Linked DNA regions of Homo sapiens: region 1 is linked to region 2. The links are chromatin loops, found by intact Hi-C in ENCODE. Cell type or tissue: PC-3. All regions are shown on one strand. Each heading gives the region's core, and the rest is flanking DNA. Links, peaks and the distances in the headings are about the cores only.

Evidence for each region. A loop is a pair of places that touch in the nucleus more often than their neighbours do. Peaks named below come from ENCODE experiments on the same cell type or tissue, not always from the same donor. Only the 100,000 strongest peaks of a DNase experiment are listed, where the experiment ranks them.
Region 1: it touches region 2 in a loop (7-fold over the local background); 2 of 110 quality-filtered maps call a loop at or near these places.

The regions. Positions count from the first base shown.
Region 1 is chr10:4,406,720-4,409,649 of GRCh38, forward strand. LINC00703 (long intergenic non-protein coding RNA 703) reads left to right here. Exons shown (of 2, transcript NR_108055.1): 2 at 1,736-2,930. Among named protein-coding and RNA genes, the nearest start is that of LINC00703, 24 kb to the left of the region's middle. RefSeq lists an enhancer at 741-1,940. In PC-3, for the core only: no CTCF peak of the experiment used is centred there; a DNase peak (open chromatin) is centred at 1,252; H3K27ac peaks cover 2,363 bases.
Region 2 is chr10:4,353,345-4,356,274 of GRCh38, forward strand. No RefSeq gene overlaps it. Among named protein-coding and RNA genes, the nearest start is that of LINC00703, 29 kb to the right of the region's middle. RefSeq lists an enhancer at 1-877. In PC-3, for the core only: no CTCF peak of the experiment used is centred there; DNase peaks (open chromatin) are centred at 757 and 1,267; H3K4me3 peaks cover 803 bases; H3K27ac peaks cover 2,500 bases.

The DNA.
Region 1 (2,930 bases), core at 156-2,655, 53 kb after region 2:
GAAGAAAGCAGGAGGAGTGTATCTGTGTCCACATTTTCTGCCTGGCACAAAAAATGATGAATCCACAAAGTGCAGTTTCACCTAGCATTTATCAGCCATCAAAGCTGTACAGTAATGTGACTTTCTATTTAATTCCTCACCATACCATATTGTTTAAAAAAGATTCCATCAGGCCTGGGTACAGTGGCTCACACCTGCAATCCTAGCACTTTGGGAGGCCAGGTGGATGGACCACTTGAGCCCAGGAGATCGAGACTAGCCAGGGCAACATGGAAAAATCCCTTTTCTACAAAAAGTACAAAAAGAAAATTAGCTGGGTGTGATGGTGCGTGCCTATAGTCCCAGGTACTCAGGAGGTTGAGGTGGGAGGATCAGCTGATCCTGGGAGGTCGAGGCTGCAGTGAGCCCTGATTGCACTACTGCATTCCAGCCTGGGTGACAGAGTGAGACCCTTCCCCCTCACCCCCATAAAAAGGATTCTGTCATCTGATTTATAGAGGACCTTTTAAATCACTAAACTCAGAACAAATTAAAATATCCAAAACATATATTTATAATTGTACATACAAGATTCAGCTGGCTACCAGAATTTTAAATAGGTAAATGGGTATTTTAGCCCTCTATGAATATCAATTAGGTGCAAATATAGCCTTTGCCATCGGAGTGAAATATCATATAATGACTAGGTCTCTGAACAAATTTGTTGAATTTATTTTATTTTGTATTTTGAAGTTGCTTTTAATATGAGTGTTGGAATACAAGGGTCTTAGTAATTGGATTACCAGAGTATCTGAGTACCAAAAAAGATATGAGAAAATTACTTCCATTAGGTTCCAAAGGATTTATTGAGATCCTAAAATATCATATTTGCCATAGGGGAGAATTGTCTTCCAAAATCATTTTTCTTTTTTAAATTCGGGTGTCCAAAGCCACTGCACTTACTGCAATTAATAAAATTCTCTGGCAAGGCATAAGAGTGTTCTTGCTTCAAGCTGCAAACACTTTCCCCTGAAGACTTGGAATGACACGAAATTAATATGAAGGAGGAAAGAAAGAATTAATTAGTATTTGATAGTGGAGCATTAAACGTTGATTTATTAGTCACAACCAACATTAGGTAAGCTTACTTTATAAACCTCAAACCATATCCTTCCCAGGTTTGTTCTCATCACCACCATAAATTGCCCATATACTAACTGATGGTAATTTGTCACAAACAAACATAAGGGGCTCTTAGTCAAATGGTGACATATATGTGAGTGTATAAACTTCCTCTTATTAACATGACTCAAGGAATATACCAACTATGGGGAAGATTGCATCAGCAAAGAAAAAGGAAGAAGGATGTACCTACAAGCAAATGCAAATGGAAACAAAAGCAGGGATCATAATCTCTGCAGAGAAAAAGTGTTCAAGCCAACACATTATATAAACAATGAGGACTATGTTTTTTGACAAATGTTAAAATTTGCACGATCTTGCATTTTATTTATGTTGCTGATTTTATAATTCTGATTAAAGCTGACCTGAATGTATTCAGTTTATGTGTAATACCCTAGTACTTTAATGCATTTTTTGGAGGAATGAGTAATATTATTTTTCATAGATGAAGAAGGAACTGGTAGTGAGTCAAGACATACTGAAGCAAAATAATAATAAAAGTTATTATTACCAAAAAAAGTAAAATAAAACTTCTAGTCATTAAATATTGTCTCCATCTCCTTCTTCTCCATAGATGAGGAAGCCTGCAGCCCCCGAAGGTCACGGATGCTGTTGGAGCCACGAGGAAGAGCCATCAGCCCAGGGAGACCCTGAGGGTCAGGGCATCTCCATGGATGAACTCCGTGTACTGCTGGACTCATCCAACCCTTCGTGGACATCACTTTGTAGTGAAAATCCCTTTTGTTGTTGAAGAAAGCCTGAGTTGGGTGATTTATTACTCATAAAGTATGTTAATACCTTGATGCTAATATTCTCATGAGAGAATTATACTCTAGTCTTATGATAGCACTAAAAGTAACTTAAAGGCCCCACGCTTCTCCAGATAAAACCAACACTTGTGAAACCCTTGCTTTGCCGTTTACTATCTATGTTCCTGGACAAACTATTAAATGTGCCGAGTCTACACCTCCACCTCAGTTTAGGATCAATAATCTATATCTTTTCTTTTTCAGTTTCAATACATAAAAATAAGTGCCATGAGTAGTTCTTGTAACTGAATAGGCACTTAAAAGTGAAATTAGGCTCTTCATTTCTCCTGCTTTCTTATCGTACATCTTTATGATACTTTAATTTGAGCTACAACCCCTGAGATCTTCTTGAGAGTTAATCACTGCTGAGAGACAATACAGAGACAGGACAATAGACAGATCGCATGTGACGACAGAGCTCTGACCCACAACCTCTGCAGCAATTGCTCCCCAACAATGGGGACTTAGTGAATAACTGCTACCTGCCCTATTTATGCCCCCAACTCAGGAACAGCAGGTCAATCCAATATGCTTCTCTAATACCCACATAGTTCTCATTCTTTTATTTTTAATGTTTATTTTGATCTACAATTAAAATAACAGCTAACAATCATAGGTATGCATCCTTCAATGCTTCCAACTTATAATCATTCTTGTATTAAGAATTTTACTCTTTCATTTTCCTGTGGTTGTTTTTTTCCCCTCAGGTTCTGCAAACACATTTGTTGCCTAAAATTGCACCTCTGAGAAATTCCAGCACACTGGCATAGTGTTCTGGACTCTCGCTGTGGTATTACTGCCAGCACTATGCTTCCTTATTAAAAAATGTAGAGGCTCACTTGCAGCAAGCTTGATAGCAGGATGATAAAATGGCAGGGTATTTTTAAACACAGATTTTATGAGATGTATTACATGGAATTAAATTTAGACCATATATCAAGGAAATCACCATAGAGCTTT
Region 2 (2,930 bases), core at 284-2,783:
TCATGTCCCTGGCTAGGGCTGAGATTTCTAGGAGGAGGTAGGGAGGATCGGGGAAAGATATGAATTCTCTTTAGATAAGTGGCTGATTGAAAAATGTAAAAGGATGCTTCTCGGGTCTGGTACTTATGATATCACCAGCATCCATCTGTGTTTGTTAAGCATCTCTCCAACCACTGGGATGTTTGCAGGTTTATGTCATACTCTTCCAGGAAAATATTTAATACATGGACAAATTAGGAGCCAGTGTTAGAAACAAAAATAGATAAACTGTTAAATAAGGGTTGTGGTTCTCTCAGAAGGTGCTAGTAGGAGACTCTGCTTTTAATGTCTACTTCTATAAACAGATCCTAGTTGCTTTGCTGCTATACAAAAAGCAAACCTTTTATAATCCTGTTTTCAGTTTTTTCAATATTAGTATTCACTATGAAGTCTCATTTACTTTATCATTTACAGAGTGACACTTAATCACAAAATCTAGTCAGAGATTTCAAAGAAAACACGGGGAAAAACCCATCAATATGCTGATATATTAATGGTTTACTAGCTAGTTACTATAAATAAAACTCCAACATACGCTACCAACTATCCCTTTCTCTCACCTCTTGTTCCTCCTTCTTCTTCTTGATTTTCATTTTTGTTCCTGAATAGGCAAGGTTACACACAATTTATTTAAAGGACATTTACTCTCAACCTAACGTCTTCACTACCACCAGCCTGTAAAACACTGGCACCTGGACAACATAATATTTTCATTGCTGAGTCATTTCCTCTGGTAAATTTTATCTAAAAGGATAGAAAACAGCATAAACACCATAACTGGTAAAGGTGTAATTTCCAGATTCTGTGGACAATGTGAATCTACTTTGTTTACATTTTCTAATCAAAACAACCTGTAACCTCCAACAAAAGCATTGTGTTTAACAGGAGTTCTCAAATTCTTTAGGAGAAAGTACAGTGCAAACAAAGGGAATCTGGATTCTTTTAAATACAAAGCTGTCCATCACAGGGAAAGGTGCTTGAACCTGGAAAGTATATTTCAAATATAACACGAGTGACTGATTTAGAACTGAAAATGCATTTTCTGTGATTAGAATGGATGTATTATTTGAAGTATAAGCCCAGCTCTTGTGGACGAAACATAGCAGCACAGAACACAACCTGCCTGGGGACTGAGTCAGCTTTGCCGGGAGCATAAAACATTTAATGGCCCATAAAACTGACCTCAGCTTTTCTTTCTTTCACCAGAAATACAGGTGGAAATGAGCAGCTCTATGTTATGACAAATCAGTCGACGAGTATCTATTCTCCACCTCCTTGGTGTCTGGCGCTGTGTGAGGCACAGGCAGCGTAAGGGTGAATAAGGTACAAAGAACCCTGCTGTCACTGAGCTGTTAGCTGAGAAGGTAGAGAGGACATGAAGCCAATCATTACAAGGCATCCCAAAAGATAAATGAACAAGTGGCATGGAGTTGTGGCCACGCTTGTGGAGTATGAGCTCAGGCTATTCCCCTTCAAATACTGATTCAAGACGACAGGAGATGATCTTGAGCAGGATGCAGAAGTTTCTGAGCCTGAATTTCCCTAATTGTAAAATGGGAGAATTTCTAGTAGCTCCCTGAAAGCACTGAATGAGAAGTAAATGTATTAATACTTGTAAATTGTGCCCACAGTATGCCAGGCAGCTGATAGAATTCATATGCCTTAGTAAAGGTGATTTTTACAATATTTGTTCCTGTTTTGTACGCTTTACATTTAAGTCCCTGTTATGAATTGTACACTATCCAAGCAAAATGCATTTTTAAATTCTCACCAACATGCATACTTTCTCTGTCTAATGAAGTAATTTGTAAGATAATAGCGCTGTCTTTGTGTCCTATTACATTCTTATTCCAACTCTTTCATGATACAGGATGGAAAACAAAATAAAATGAAATCGTTTATTACCTCCACTTTCCAAGCAAGAACTGAACGTCAGGAAGAGCCCATCTCTTGGGTTACAATCCAACCCTTTTCTCAAGATGTTTTTCAGGGAACCCAAATTAAAACAGCAACTTTTTTCTCTTTTTTGTTAATGATTCATATTACACATTTATTCAAGGAACAAGAAGCAAAAATTCAAGGAATACCAGGTGGCATTCTATTTAAGTGAGTCAGCAATTATAACTAATATTTATTGGGAGTTTACTCAACGTCATTCACAATTCTTAAGAACCTTAAATGATTCCTTCTCTGATAAGGGCTACAAAGAAGTCAGATTCTGTATGTGTGTTGTGGCTTCTGACTATCTCAGTTCAGCTCTCAGTACATTCATCTGGGGAAAGTTTCCCAACAACCATTGAGGAAGATTTCATTACTATCCTCATTTTAGTGACCAGGCCATTGAAATGAAGTGAGGTCAGCACTATACTCCCCGTAACTGAGAGAGACCTCAAATCTAGGTTTTCAATTCCTATACCCTACAAACGTTTGAAGTATCAACTCTATGAACGTGGATCATGAAGAATTAAGTCCATTTTATTAACTTGACTTATATTTCACAATCGAAAAAGTGGCCACAGTTATTTTGGTGACTTTCTGTGTATCTGTGTGTGAGATGCCAAGTTCACCAAACACTAGAACTGCCTTAAACACTAACAGGAAGGCCAAAATAATTTGCCTCTCTTACTCTAGTTCACAAATTTTACCAAGCTAACCACTTAGTAAAAACAAGTTTCTAGTCTTTATTTTGATGTAGCTCTTTGAGTATGGGTTGGCTACATATTTGAGGACATGCAATTTTCTTTTTCATTGAATTAGACTGTCAATTCCAGTAAACTTTGCTTTGGGGATAAGAGGAGAGGTTAAATTCCATGTAAAGGAAATTAGATGGAACTGAGGAAACCCTTTAACTTGGAAACAGAAGAAACACTGCTACTACAATGAAAAAATAA